Linked DNA regions of Homo sapiens: region 1 is linked to region 2. A link is a loop called in an ENCODE intact Hi-C map of the cell type or tissue named here. Cell type or tissue: GM12878. All regions are shown on one strand. Region 1 overlaps SH3KBP1 (SH3 domain containing kinase binding protein 1). Region 2 overlaps SH3KBP1 (SH3 domain containing kinase binding protein 1).

Region 1 (8,000 bases), 70 kb before region 2:
GATGAAAAGGGTTACTCAAAAGAAAATACTTCACTCAACCTATAAAGTACCAATCTCTGATCACATGAGTTCTTTGCAACCCTCTTTGAAAAGGACTTAAAAGGAAAGTTAAAAAAATAAAAAAATAAAAAGAGGCCAGGCACGGTGGCTCACGCCTGTAATCCCAGCACTTTGGGAGGCCTAGGCGGGCGGATCACGAGGTCAGGAGTTTGAGGCCATCCTGGCCAACATGGCAAAATCAGGTCTCTACTGAAAGTACAAAAATTAGCCGGGCATGGTGGCGCATGCCTGTAGTCCCAGCTACTCAGGAGGCTGAGGCAGGAGAATTGCTTGAACCTGAGAGGCAGAGGTTGTGGTGAGCTGAGATTGCGCCACTGCACTCTAGCCTGGGTGATACAGCAAGGCTCCATCTCAAAAAAATATATAAAAATAAAAATAAAGAAAGAAAAAGAAAAACCTCAAACCAGACGGGGTCAGAAAACTTGGGTGAGGGAAGGGGGTGGTGATTTCTATTATCATATTATTAAATGATTATGGTGACCACCACCACTGCCATTTGAAAGTACCTCCTAGAAGCCAGGCACTGTGTCCACTCTTCTTGTCAACTCAGGGTGTTGTGGTCCCTCTTTAGGAAAGCAAAATCAGGGGACCTGACTTGCTAAAAGCCCCCATCTTAGTCAGCCTAGGTTGCCATAACAAAATACCACAGACTAGGGGGGCTTAAATAATAGAAATTCATTACCTCACAGCTCTGAAGGCTGGAATCAAGGTACATTGGGTTTCTCCTGGGGCCCCTCTCCTTGGCTTGCAGATAGCCACCTGCTTGCTGTGTCCTCACATGGTCTTTCCTCTGTGCGTCTGCGTCCCTGGTATCTCTCGGTGAGCCCTAATCTCCTCTTCTTATGAGGACACCAGTCAGATTGGATTAAGGCCTACCCTAATGGCCTCATTTTAACTTAATCACCTCTTTAAAGGACCTATCTCCAAAGACAGTCACATTATGAGGTACAGGGGGGTTAGGGACAAAATTTGGCCCATAATAGCCCCTTAGGGAAAAAGCCACAGAGCCCACATTCCAACCCAGAACTATTTGACCCCAGAGGCCATTTTCCTCAGATCACACTGCCTGCCCCCTAAAAGCCCTCTTCATTTGCTATAAAGGAAAATATATTATCTGAACAATAAGAAAAATAAATAACAGCTTTTTGGTTTGTTCCCTTTTTAAGACTCTCTCGAGGTCATCCCCTGGGAAAGGCCAGGGAGAGTCCCCAGGGCACAGTGTCAGCCCTCGGGGCTCAAGGAGAAAGGAAATGAAAGCTGCCCCACCTCCTCTAAGAGGCCCAGCCTGAGGCCAAACCTACATGGATTTTAGCTTCCACCTTCCAGGACACTTCAGGCCGACTCAAAAAAAAAAAAAAAAATCCTGGCCAAGAATACCCTAAAAAGTGCCCATCAGAAAGCCCTGACTTTTCAGAAAATATGAGCCCTTCACATGGTTACCTGGGCTCTGGCAGCTGCCGTACCCACCAGGGTTCACAGAATCATCTTCAAACATCTACCATCCTCTGCTCCTTCAGATACCAAATCATATAAAAGATGGCACCCTGCTGTGCCCTTCCCTAGGCAGGAAAGCAGTGCTCTGAAGACTGAGATGACAGAGTCCTTTATGAGCACCGTTCTGGGGGCCTACAAGGGGGAGATGTCCAGGAGAGAGCCCTCCTTTACCAAGCACAGGGACCCCATGAAATCAGAAGAATTCTAGAGTGGACAACCAATCAAAATACTTACGTTCCAAACACCCAGCCAGAGTGAAGAGGACCAGAAACCAAGTGTTGGTTAAAATTTGATTAGGGATACATATCTGATCCAAGATAATAAAACAATTTAAAGCCCTAAATGCAGTACCAGCTATATTTTTTTTAAGGACAGTGTGAAAAAAAGTCATCTTGGAGTGGGAGAAGATGGGGAATGAAGAAACATCAGAAAAGACGTCATGGAAGAGATAAGAGGGGTAGTAATGACTGTAACATGATTATAACATGTTACATTTACATTTATTATATTATGTTCCATTTGATACAGTGTACCAAATGCCAAATGACCTATGCTTCTATTTCAGAGACCCACTGATATTTACATGTCACAACCTCTTTAGTAATAAGGGTCCATTTCTAACCACCTCAATTCTAATTGAGGCATGTCATCGAATACTCCCAGAAAGTTGTCTATCTGGGTATTGTCTCCCAACTTTATATGCATATTCTAACTCTGTGGTTGAAAAAAGTAAAAGCCAGTTTCAGGCCAACCCCAGGAGGAAACCAGTAAATACACATCCCCCTGAGTATGCTCAAGGCTGAAAACCAATACTCATAATGGTCATTAGGGAAGACATGGTCTCCTAACCAACTATGCTCCTTCCTATAGATGAGATTCTACCTTTGTGTTCCCAGCTTATTAATCAATAATTTATGCCAGGCATGAAAAAAATGCCTGATAGAAACAAGTCAAGCTATATATTGCTGGTAGAAGGGCAATTTAGCAATATCTATCAAAACCATAAGGACATAAACTCTTAACCCAACAACTCCACTGCTAAGCATGTATCCTATGGATAGACTCATAATAGAAGGTGACTTGTTGCAGGAGAAGCTGAAAACAACCCCAAATAGGGCACCAATTAAACAGAATAAGGTGCTGATATAGAAAGATGCATTAAGTAGAAAAAAGCTACTTGGCTCACACATTGCATTCTGTTGCCCAATTTGTGGGTTTTAAATTTTTTTGTATTTCAATATTTGTACAAGCATACAAAAATCCTAGAGAATGAAAAAAAAAAAAAAACCAAGAGGGAGGGGAGTAAAGTAGGAAACTTTATGCTCTTCTCTACCATCTGAATGTCTTTTCCGTGAGTTTATAATTTAAAACACATAGAAGAAAAATCCATGAGCAATGAGAATTCACGAGCATATAGCCTTGAATTTCTTTCAGTAGTGAACAGAATCTTAAAGGACGGTTAAGCAACCTTCACTGGGCTGATTCCTACTCAGGAAGTAGCCTGACACAGTTAAGACTGGGCTTCATGAACAAGGCACGAAACCCAAATGGTTTCTTATTAGTCATCGTTCAATCAGAAAACCAAAGAACTTTCCACACCCCATTCTGCAAGTCTAGCACATAAACACATTTTTAATCAATACATTTCCGTAATTTTGAGGGGTAAAGGTATGTGACATAATTAAAATACAATCCAGAACACTATGAATTCAATATCTTACTCAATGGATACTAAAAATTACAGTGATGGTAACTTCTAGAAGGAAAAAAAATAAGCTGGAAAGGGTGTAAGTATGCACATGGATACTCACCACGGTTTTGCATGTTAACAGCAAAAACAAAATTAGAAGCAAACCAAACGTACACAACAGGAGACTAAGTGAATAAACTATATGCTAGCCATACAACAAAATACTACAAACCTTAGTAACTCTGTATCATAGATATGGAAAGGTATTTGTGGCACATTTAAATTAAAAAGCTGTTTATAACAGCTTTTGGTATGGCTCTATTTGGAAAATTATTTTTTTAATATATACTTGTATACGCATGCTGGAAAAGGTTAGAAGGAAATAGACCAAAATATGAACCATGGTTATCTCGGCAGTAGGATTACAGGAGATTCTGCATATGTATATTTTGGCTGATCTCTATTCTAACTTTTCTATCAAAACATTTTTAACTGTGTGATTTTTAACTTAAAAAAATGTTGGCTATCTTATCCTTTGGCAGACACAATGCTCTTCCACGGAAGAGAATTCAACATGAAACATGTTGCTTGTTCTCTATTTTGCCCCTTTGCAGGTCTTTCAACAGTTTTTCTGATGCTTTAGAAACTAGAGAAAGGGGAAGAAGACAGGTCTAACATTTTCAAGGTCGTCTTTCCCTCTTTTAAATGTGGCTATTATGTTAGGCCAGTGGTTCCTAACCAGAGGCAATTGTGCCCCAGCAAGGGACATTTGGTAATGTCTGGAGACGCTTTCCTTTGTTGTCACGACTTGGAGGGATCTGGCGGGGGCGGGGGGTGGGGGCAGGGGCGGGACGGGCGATTGTGCTATTGGCATCTAGCGAGTAGACCCCAGAGATGCTCCTAAACATCCTACAACACACAGGACAGCCCCCACAACAGGCTTAACTGGCTCAAAATATCAACAGTGCCAAGGCTAAGAAACTCTGGGTAAATGAGTCTTCAAGTGACTCCCTAACCCTTCATAAACAGCACCCTCAAATGGCTATATAAGAGCATCTGGGCCAGGCATGGGTGGCTCACACCTGTAATCTCAGCACTTTGGGAGGCCGAGGTGGGAGGATTACTTTAGCCCAGGAATTCCAGACCAGCCTGAGCAATATAGTGGGACCCCATCTCTTAAAAAAATTTTAAAATTAGTCAGGCATGGTGGTTGCACACCTGTAATCCCAGCTATTTGGGAGGCTGAGGTGGGAGGATTGTTTGAGCCTGGGAGGTTGAGGCTACAGTGAGTTGTGATCACACCACTGCACTCTGGCCTAGGTGACAGAGCAAGCAAGACATTGTCTCAAGGAAAAAAAAATATATATATATATATATATATATCTGGCTAAGAGGCACCCGTGCTAAAGTGGGAATGCACTGATCGCTGAGGCGGAATACCTGGGTTGAATCCTGGATCTGCCTCTTTTCTAGCCGTGAAGCCTCAGGCAGGCAACTGTACTATCCTGCTGATTACCCCATCCTCCTCTATAAACTGGAAATCCCACCACTGGCCATCCACCTCCCACCTCTGAGTGCACAAGAAGCTTCAACACAATAATATGGGAGAAGAGGTTTTGTAAACTATAAAGCACCATGCACATGTGAATGCTATTATCATTCTAGGGTAGTAGTTGGCCAAGTTTACTAATGAACACACACTTAGGGTTTCAATGAGTCTTTACCTAGCACATTCCCACTGCCCTGAGTCACATTAACCTACTTCAGATGCTAACTTGGCAGTGATTTTTACTAAATACTGAAGCTGAAAAACATAAAGAGTGGTTTTCCTATATTATCTCTCCCTTGGCTTAAACTGTGAAGCACCAGAACTTAGTGATCAGACAACATGACCTGGAATCAGACTCCCAGGAAAGAATCCCACCTTTACATCTTACTAGCTTGGTGACCATGGAAAGTGATGTGGCTTCTCTGTGTCTCAGTTTCCTCATCTGTCTATCCAAACCAGAACATTTCAGAGTGAAATGGTTTATCATCTGACCAGGACATCTGAGAATGAAAGCAGGTGATGTCAATGTTAATGCGAGGACAACAGGCATACACCAGAACGGTCCCCAGGCAAGTAGAGGAAATAAGGTGGCTCTAAAAGAAGGGATAATGCTGGGCATGGTGGCTCACACCTATAATCCCAACACTTTGGGAGGCCCAGGCAGGCAGATCACTGAGCCCAGGAGTTCAAGACCAGCCTGGGCAACATGGTGAAACCCTGTCTCTACAAAAAAAAAAAAAAAAAAAAAATCAGCCAGGCATGGTGGTGTGCAACTATAGTCCCAGCTACTCAGGAGGCTGAGAGGTGGGAGGCTCACTTGAGCCCAGGAGGTCGAGGCTGCAGTGAGCTGTGATTGCACCATTGCACTCCAGCCTGGGTGAGAGTGAGATCCCGTCTCAATAAATAGATAAATAAATAGGCCGGACATGGTGGCTCACGCCTGTAATCCCAGCACTTTGGGAGGCTGAGGCGGGCGGATCACGAGGTCAGGAGATCGAGACCATCCTGGCTAACATGGTGAAACCCCGTCTCTACTAAAAATACAAAGAATTAGCTGGGCTTGGTGGCAGGCGCCTGGAGTCCCAGCATCTCGGGAGGCTGAGGCAGGAGAATGGCATGAACTCGGGAGGCAGAGCTTGCAGTGAGCCGAGATAGCGCCACTGCACTCCAGCCTGGGCGACAGAGCAAGACTCTATCTCAAAAAATAAATAAAATAAAATAAAATAAAGAAGAAAATGATAACAGTGCCTGCCTCACAGCCTTGTAGTGATGACTAAATCAGATAAAAGAGGCAAAGCACACAGTACACACTCATTAAATGCTAGCTACGATTTTTTTTGTCCTTACTCCTTCCATTCATTCAGCAAATCCTTAGTGCCCAGGCATGACTCTGGGTGCCAAGAAAGTAACAGGAAGTCAGTGAATAAGAGCTTATCTGATCAACAAAGACAAAAGGATTTATTATTATCCCAAAGTCCCTGATTCAGGAAAGCTATTTCAGTTTGACTAAAAGTGAGCTATAAATGAATCCCATTAAGTTGTATTAATTAATGCCCTTTGTAACTTAGCACTCAATGCTTCAAGGCATGTTACGATATTCGCTCCCTTTCATTTCTATGCACACCCCATTATGATGAATTACATATGGCATGTCCACCAAGACAGCTTTACAGAACCCATACATTATGAAAGCAAAGTTGCTTTAGCTTGCTTTTGCATGGAGATGCATCTGTATCTTTTGCCAAGAATTAAGCATTTTAGTTCAGTATACTAGAACAATTTTCTCTAAAAGTCAACACTCACCATGAGAGGTAGATATTCCTTATTTTACAGAGACGTTCTTTAACCTCTAGGGGCTTGGTGCTGTAATCACAAATTCCTTTTCCTTCCTCCTTTTGCCGCCCTCCATTTCAGTAAAATTGGTCTCAATTACTATGACCACAAATTCTCACACCCTAATGTTTCTGTACTCAACTACGGGGCCTTGCCCTTTCCTCCTCCTCCTCCTCCATGTTCACATTTTACGAGGCACATTCTCAGTCAGCCCTCCTTTTGTGCTAATTTCTGAGGCCATTACAGAGGCCATATTCCACTCCTTCGGCAATTCTTAGATCTCAAACAAATACCAGCCAGACCCCATCACTGGAAAGGCAAGCTACGGACCTCCAAAAAGAGTCTGCCTATGGAGTAAGCTGTTTGTGCGTAATTCACAACAAACTGAGGGGCTATCAGTTTCTGTTGTACTTCATGCCTCTGTCTTGATTCAAAGAAGCTTAAATCAATGGTGTGTGTTTTGATCTCGTGCTAATTATGCAGATGTGTTTAGTTTGTAAAAATTCAACAGCCGTACCCTCATGCGCATTTTATGTATGTCTATTATATTGCCATAAAAATTCTTTTTAATAGCTTACACCATGTAAACCTCTATATAAACTAAGCATAGTTTACACCTCACCTACACTAATGTCCCTCAAACTGTTTTCAAATGGACTGCCACCAATCGGTGGGCCACGTAATCAGTTTAGAAGGTCCTGACAAGCATCTGTTGAATGGAATGGAGAATACAAGAGGGCATCACACACAGTGAAGGCAGCTACTGTTTCAGGAAACTTACCTCAGTTACATGGGATGTGTACCGTAGACCAGGTTGCCAGATGTTTTTTTAACTGCAGAACTTGGTTGATATAGCCCTGGGAGACACTGAGTACATCAACAAATAAAAGATGAATTTGGGAGTCAGACAAGCCTGGTTTCTGATCTTGGCTGGTTGCAACCTATGTGCTTAGGAACAAGTCACCTAACCTCAGTGAGCCTCCATTTTGCTATCTCTAAAATGGTGGTAAAAACTGTCAACTCCCTGGAATTGGTGTAAGGTGTCAGTGAGCTGGCAAACAGTCTGCCACAGAGTGCTACTTAGACATGGTCCCTACCCCCACTGCCATTTAGGTGGTGCCTTGGGCTAGCTTCTTTACCTGTAGGAAGGAAGTTTCAAGGAAATATACAAAGAAAGGAAGTGCCAAGGTCGAGACCTCACTAACATCTGAGAGCATCAGGGCAGGGGAAAGCTATTATCCCAGCACATTTGGTGGTAAGTCATCTGGCTTTGTATTCCAACCAGAGGGAAAACCACTTTCCAAGATAATGGGGTTTTTCACATTATTCTTGGCAGGAGGTGGAGAAAGGCAGAAAGGGAAGAAGGTCTCAGTA
Region 2 (8,000 bases):
AAAAATATATGACCAATTAGAATCAGGAAAAATATAGCTAGAAGGTCAAGAGCTAGGAAAAGTTAAGGCATCAGTATGTACAGTATATGACCGCCATATAGAAACCTATCGCTTGGTCAAGCCAAGGTTTGTGTTGCCTCATAGCCAAAACAAAAAGAGAAACGTGATCAATTACATGGTTTACATTTTCCAACTGGAAAGGGACAAAAACTTGATAGAGAAAGAAAAGTAACTGGCAGAAAGAACTTCGCATATGAGGCTTTGTGTAGTACAGTGTTTTCAAGATGAAGGCAACCCAGGAACCCAGGTCACAAGAAGCATTTTTTAATGAAACAGAACTGCATAGAAAATATGAGAGCACATCAAATGTTTGTTGTGAAATTACTATTTTTTTTTTTTTTGAGACAGAGTCTTGCTCTGTTGCCCAGGCTGGAGTACAATGGTGCAATCTCGGCTCACTGCAACCTCTGCCTCCTGGGTTCAAGCTATTCTCCTGCCTCAGCCTCCTGAGTAGCTGGGATTACAGGCACCTGCCATCATGCCCAGCTAATTTTTGTATTTTTGTAGCAACGGGGTTTCACCATGTTGGCCAGACTGGTCTTGAACTCCTGACCTCAGGTGATCCACCCGCCTCAGCCTCCCAAAGTTCTGGGACTACAGGCATGAGCCACCATGCCCAGCCTGAAATTACTATTTCAATCATAACTAAAGACAGGTGTGTTTACAAGGCTGCAAGGTAAGATATATTTCTTACTGGAAGATAGTCCCCCAAATTTGAAAAACATCAAGAAGAAATATTAAGTGGACTTAATTTTCAACCCAACCCATGCCTATACCATCCTGCCTGGCTCTGGGTGGTGTGGAGCAAACTGTGCTTTCTGCAGCAAATCGTGGTCTTAACCCATTCTCCTACTGGTTCCTAGGCCTTTGACCCTGTCCAGTGGGCTTGTTTGCACCTTCTGGGCATTCCCCTAGTGGCAGCACCTTTGGACAAGTATAATAGGTTGGGCTCCCTGTCCCCTCCTGGCCTCTCAACCATCTGGCACCTGTCTCTGAGTCCACTTGCCATCTCCCTGCCCCACTGCATCTCAATCTCCCTTGCTTCTGTGAAAGCCTCAGTCAGGGATGGGAAACACAAAATAGTGCCTTTTTCTGCCTGCTCCAAACTGTCTCTTCTCCAGTTTCTCCAAGTTCCTTTTAAAATGTGAACCAAGTATTCATACATCCATTTTCATGGCAGCATAAATGACACTAGCCAAAAGGTAGAAACAACCCAAGTGTCCAAGAGATGAATGGCTAAACAAAATGTACTCTATCCATACTATGGAATATTATTCCCAGCCTTAAAAAGGAACAGGCCAGGCACAGTGGCACACACCTGTAGCCCCGGCAACTCGGGAAGCTGGGGCAGGAGGATCACTTGAGCCCAGGAGTTCAAGACTGTAATGCACTATGATCCCACCTGTGAACAGTGACTGCACTCCAGCCTAGGCAACACAGTGAGATCCCACCTCTAAAAAAAAAAAAAAAAAAAAAAAGAAGTACTGATACATGCTACAACATGGATGAGCCTCAAAAGCTAAGTCAAAGAAGCCAGACACAAAAGGATAAATATTGTATAATTCTACTTATATGAGGTACCCATAACAGCAAAATCATAGAGACAGAAAGTACAAGTGTGATTACCAGGGACTGGGGGGAGGGGGAATGAAAAGTAACTGCTTCATGGGTACAGAGTTTCTGTTTAAGATGATGAAAAAGTTCTGGAAACAGATAATGGTTACACAACCTTGAGAATGTACGTGATGCCACTGAATTGTACACTTAAAACGGTTAAAATCGTACATTTTATGTTATGTATATTTTACCATGATTTTTAAAAGGCATAACCCCAGTCCAATCCAATTTGAGGGATACTCAACAAAATAACTCTTCAAAAGCATCAAGGTCATGAAAATCAAGAAAGACTGGGGAACTGTTACAGACTGCAGGAGACTAGGAGAAATAACTAAATGCAACACGGATTCTGAAGAGGAACCTAGAACAACCACAAAAAAAGGACCTTAGTGGAAACCCTGATGAAATTAAGCAAGATCTATAGTACAGTATTAGATATAGTATAGCATAGTATAGTATTTAGCATATAGCATTTAGATATATAGTATGATAGCAATGTTGATTTCCTGATTCTAATAATAGTACTATGATTATATAATATGTTAACATTATGGGACGCTGGGAAAGGGATATATGGAAACTATACCATTTTTGCATCTTTTCCATAAGTCTAAAGTTTGTTCAAAATAAAAAGTTAAAAATAAAAACAGCAGGCCAGGCGCGGTGGCTCACGCCTGTAATCCCAGCACTTTGAGAGGCCAAGGCGGGTAGATCACGAGGTCAGGAGATCGAGACCATCCTGGTTAACACGGTGAAACCCCGTCTCTACTAAAAAATACAAAAAATTAGCCAGGCGTGGTGGCAGGCACCTGTAGTCCCAGCTACTCGGGAGGCTGAGGCAGAAGAATGGCATGAACCCAGGAGGCAGAACTTGCAGTGAGCCGAGATCCCGCCACTGCACTCCAGCCTGGGCGACAGAGCAAGACTCTGTCTCAAAAAAATAAATAAAAAATAAATAAAAATAAATAATAAAAAAAATAGCAATCCACACTAAAAAAGAAACAGTGTACTATATGAGGACTTCAAAAAGTTCATGGAAAATAGAATTAAAAGATAAAATTATAAATTTTATTTCTCAACATAATCTCCATCAAGGTTAAGGCACTTTTGCAAGTGATGACACCAGCCACTTAGTTCATCCCTAAAGAACTGAGGGTCTTGGGAATTTAACCATGTCAATGCAGTCTTTTTCACATTATTAACTGAAGGAAAATAGGTGATCTTTACAGATTTTTTTTAAAGATTAGGACAAAAAAGGAGTCAGAGCCAAATACAGACTGTGAAGTGGATGCCTAATGATTTCCCCTCAAAATTCTCACAAGATTGCCCTTGTTTGATACGAGGAATGAGAATGAGCAGGAGCATTGTCATGGTGAAGAACTCTCTGGTGAACTGTTCCTGGATGTTCTTCTGCTCATGCTCTGACTTTCTCAAAACACTGTCATAATAAACAGATTTTATTGTTCTTTGGCCCTCCAAGAAGTCAACAAGCAACATGCCTGGAGCATCCCCAAAAACTGTTGCCCTGACCTTTGCTCTTGACCGCTTTTGCTTTGACTGGACCACTTCCGCCTCTTGGTAGCCACTGCTCTGATTGTGCTTTGTCTTCAGGATGGCACTGGGAAAGCCGTGTTTCATCTCCTGTTACAGTTCTTCCAATAAATTCTTCATGATCTTGATCTCACCTGTTTAGAATTTCCACTGGAAGCTCCGCTCTTGTTTGCACCTGATCTGGGAGCAATGGTTTTGCCACCCATTGAATTTGCTCGGTTTTAATTTTTCAGTCAGAATTGTGTGAGCTGAACCAATTGAGATGTCTGTGGTGTTGGCTATTGTTTCTGTTGTTAATTGTCAGTCCTCTTCTATTAGGGCATAAACAAGATAAATTTTTTCCTCGAAAATTGATATGGATAGTCTGCCGCTGCAGACCTTATCTTCAACATTGTTTTGTCCTTTCTTAAAATGAGCTATCTATTTGTAAACTGCTAATTTCTTTGGAATATTGTCCCCATAAATTTTGTGTAAAGCATCAGTTATTTCACCATTCTTCCACTCAAGCTTCACTATAAGTTTGGTGTTTGTTCTTGCTTCAATTTTAGCAGAATTCATGTTGCTCTGATAGGGGCTCTTTCCAAACTGGTGTCTTATCTTTCTTAGTGCCTCAAACTAGATACTATTCAGACATGTTACAGCCAAGTTAGTGTGAGTTTATTTTGGTGCAAAAAAAAAAAAATTTAAATCCATGAATAGTTTTTTCATAATACCCATTTTCCATGAACTTGTTGAAGTCTCCTCATATAGCTCTGTATTACTTGGCTTTGATCCTTATCCTAAAAGAGGTCAGCTCACAATTGAAGTATCCAAATGAAAAACAAGCACTCCAGGGATGGTGGATCAGCATTTGAAAGACTAATCAGAGTCCATTTGCACCAGAGTTGGTTAATTAGCATGATGAAAACAAGCAGTGGCCCTCTGCTCTAGGAATTGGGTGAAAATATTGTGCCACCATCTCCATCCTCAGAAGAACCGCACAAAAGAATCTAGAAATAACAGCAGTCTGCCCCCTTCAGAGAAGAGGCCCAGGACTGTCAGGGGCCATTGTCAACCACTAAAGGAGGACCCTGTCCCCTCCCTGGGGGTTAGCTGAATCCCGGCACTGGAATACAGTGGCATCTGCCTTGAATGTCTCTTTCCCAAAAGGGGCCCGGCCAGAGGGCTCAAGCTTTGCTGAGCTTACAAAACAGACTGCAGTGTGCTCTCTTTTTTTTTTAAAGAGACAGGGTCTTGCTCTGTTGCCCAGGCTGGAGTACAGTGACAGGATCATAGCTCACTACAGCCTTGAACTCCTGAGCTCAAGTAATCCTTCCACCTCAGCCTCCCAAGTAACAGGGACTATAGGTATGTGCCACCACGCCCAGCTAAAGCAGGGCTCTCTTCATGCCTGCTTACTAACAAGTGTCTGAATGAGTGGCCAAAACGTGTCTGAGACTTGCTTTCACTGTAACATACCTCCCAGTCATGGGACCGTGGGAAAGGATGCACAAAGCTCCCACGTACTATTTCTCAAAAGAACTTGTCAGTTCTTCAAAGTCCAAACCAGTTTAAGTTCACAACAGATTATTTGTTAGAATTCTTGAGAACACATTTAAGGCTCTGTGAGCCTGTACCAGACCGGTTTACATTCTCCAGAGCAGAGCCCTCCTGGGACGGGGTCCCCAGCTGGGCTGCTGCTCTCTCCAGAGAGAGTTGTTTGGACAGTGACACCCAACACCCCCCAACCTCCCTCGGGACACCAAGTGGCCACAATGAACCCCTGAGGCTTTTAGTGGCAAGAGTGCACTGGATGTCCAAAAAGTAAGCAAATAAATTTGTTTAGCCCAGCGTCTAAGTTGACTCAACAGTAGAATCAATCACAAAGCCTACAAACAAAAAAGCCCATGCTTTTATTTTCTTTGGGGCCAGATGTAATCAACCCCATCTTCTATTTTCTCTCTCCCAAGGGGCAGACTCGTCTATCATTTCCTGTCCTCATCCCCCTGCTTCCTCATTCCTCGCTCGCTGGCCAGCCCAGCTGCTACCAGTCATCCTAACTCCCTGCTCCCCTTCACAGCCATCCATCCCCAGGCTCTAGCAGCCCCTGGTAAGAGTCTCAGCTGGGATCATCAAAACTCCAGGACCACCCTACAGAGAAACAAGGTATCTGACAAACTTCACAGTCTAGTGGTCTAAGAGAAACCCTCTCAACTTCCTGAAACTCTGCAAATATAGAAGCCATCTTCCACGTAGGCTGCCACCAAAATGATTGCCCCTTTGGCCCTACCCGACATGGAGATTTAGGAAAACAAAGTCCCTGGTGTGGATTGGCAGAACAACACCCCCCCACCCCCTGCAAAGATTTCCACATCCCAATCCCAAGCAAAAGGGAATGAAAGTTGCAGATGGAATTAAGGTTGCTCATCAGCTGGCCTTACAAAAGGAAGAGTCGCCTGGATTATCCAGGTGGACCCAATGTACCCACAAGGGTTCTTAAAAAGAGAGCGGGGGCACAGGAGAGAAGATCAAGTGACACAACCTGAAAAGGACCTGGGTCACTGTTGGTGGCTTTGAAGATGGAGGAAGGGGTCATGAGCCAAGGAATACGGGCTGCCTCTAGAAGATGGGAAATGGAAGGGAACGGGATTTTCCTTAGAGTTTCCAAAAAGGAATGCAGCCCAGTCAGCACTTTGATTTTAGCCCAGTGAGACCCACATCAAACTTCTGACCACAGAACTGTAAGACAGTAAAATCTGTGTTGTTTTAAGCCACTCATTTTATGGTAATTTGTTAGGGCAACAATAGGAAACGAATATACCTGGTTACCAGTACCACCGCTGCGTCTTTTGGACCTGACGGATAAGCGACTGTTAATGAAGTAAAACTCTCTATGCGGAGCCCACAGCACTTTCAAGTCACTTCCCCCGGAAGGCCGGCACCATGCCCCTAGCACTTATGTCCAAAGAAACCAGTGCCCAAGGACTGAAAACACACTGTGGTTTTGTGTCACAGGGCAACTTCTAAATAGAACACTTTGCCTGTGCCATTTTTGTGAGATATCTGCTTGACACAGATCTTTAAAAAGCAAACCCACTCAGAGTTATTTCTGTAACTGAAGGTGGGCAAGAATGGGGATAGTAAAATGAGACTATTACTTATGAAATGAGCAATGGAAGTTAGGCCTATTCTTATTTATCATTTAATGCATTAATCTGCACCTAAGTATGGTGATGACAATTTCCATTTCAGACCACCCAAAACCCACAGTGCATGGGTCTCGGCCTTGGTGGTGTTCTTTAATGGCCTCAAAGCTGTTTTATGCCAGTCTGTTCTTCTGGTTGTTTGGCTGGTGCCATAAACTCACAGCCAGAATTCATTCTTTGCAACGTATTTTTCTTGTGGTAAGTACCCTAAACCCACAGTGAAACAGAATCCTGCTTAATAGAGGGTGGAGGTGGAGGAGGGGAGCCATGTGAAGGTCAGCACTCCCTATTTCAATAGATTTGGATTCTCCTTCCAACTAGCTGGGAGTGGAGGTTCAAACCTTAACAGTGTTCAACTGACAAAGGTCTTGCTCAGTGATTCTTATTGCCCAAGCTTGAAAGTAGCTACGGATCACACAAGCTGGCCTAAAAATAAAAAGCAACGATTTCCAATGCCAGAACAGTGGGGCCATTTAAGCTCTATTTTTAGCAAGTCTCGGTTACCTGGGAAGCAGCATATGGCTCCTATAATTCTTCAAAGAGTGAGAGCATTAAAAGATTGAAGTGCCTGCGATGAATGGGCTGGTCCCCAAATGACTGTACACACACTGACCAAAGGAGACAGCCAACACCCCAGTTGACCCAACAGGCTTCCAAAGGGACCCACCTTCATGCTGCAATCTCTTAGCCATTAGCAACAGTTCAAATATTAAGCCAGATGACGGAGGAGTTTCCACTACCAATTTATGACATTGAAGACTTTGTGTTTTTGACAGGAGGGCATTTTCTAAGCAATTACTCCCTAGGGAGGAAGAAAAGAATCCTGAAGCAAAACACCAGGGACTGGTTCAAGCTAACATAAAGCAAGAGGAAAAAAGAAGAAAAACATCCCGCATTGCAGGGGGCCAGAGACACTTCCCTAAAATGCAGGATGAGAGCCCTGCTGCAGAAATGAGCACTCTGGCTCCCTTACCTCAAATCTACTGTGCCCAACCCAGGGCACCCAAATGTGCCTCTTTACTCACCCAGGAGGAAGTGTGGCAAGCCTGAAAGCTGACCACAACTAAGGAAGATAAAGGAGAAGATTTCTTCTATGGTAGAACCATGGCAGGGAAACTTTGGAGGGGACAGTAAAACAAGCTAGCCCCTCAGCTACCCTGAAGACAGGGCACGCGCTTTACAAGGGGCTGATCATATAAATGGGTCTTTTCTTGGCAAGTTCAATGCAAAAGAAACTTCTGAGGGCTGGATGCGGTGGCTCATGCCTGTAATTGCAGCACTTTGGGAGGCCGAGATGCCAGGAGTTTGAGACCAGCCTGGGCAACATAACGAGACCTCCATCCCTACAAAAAAATTAAAATATTAGGCAGGTATGGTGGTGCACACCTGTGGTCCCAGCTACTCGGGAGGCTGAGGCAGGAAGATCGCTTGAGCCCAGGAGTTTGAGGGTACAATGAGCCATGATCACACCACTGCACTCTAGCCTGCGCAACAGAGCGAGACCCTGTCTCTTTAAAAAAAAAAAAAGAAAAGAAAAAAAAGAAATTTCTGTTAACGGCTAATCAAAGGCCACAGGAAGATTCTCAT

The links. Peaks named below come from ENCODE experiments on the same cell type or tissue, not always from the same donor. Only the 100,000 strongest peaks of a DNase experiment are listed, where the experiment ranks them.
Region 1: a loop joins it to region 2, with 2.0 times the contacts of the local background. A loop is called at or near these places in 5 of 110 quality-filtered maps.

Annotation. Positions count from the first base shown.
Region 1 is chrX:19,788,711-19,796,710 of GRCh38, forward strand. All of the region lies in intron 2 of SH3KBP1 (SH3 domain containing kinase binding protein 1), which reads right to left. Among named protein-coding and RNA genes, the nearest start is that of SH3KBP1, 95 kb to the right of the region's middle. In GM12878, no CTCF peak of the experiment used is centred here; no DNase peak of the experiment used is centred here; H3K4me3 peaks cover 302 bases; H3K27ac peaks cover 4,374 bases.
Region 2 is chrX:19,858,766-19,866,765 of GRCh38, forward strand. The region is part of intron 1 of SH3KBP1 (SH3 domain containing kinase binding protein 1); the gene reads right to left. Among named protein-coding and RNA genes, the nearest start is that of SH3KBP1, 25 kb to the right of the region's middle. RefSeq lists enhancers at 3,791-4,397, 4,642-4,941, 5,312-5,361. In GM12878, no CTCF peak of the experiment used is centred here; DNase peaks (open chromatin) are centred at 4,806 and 6,259; H3K4me3 peaks cover 2,137 bases; H3K27ac peaks cover 6,267 bases.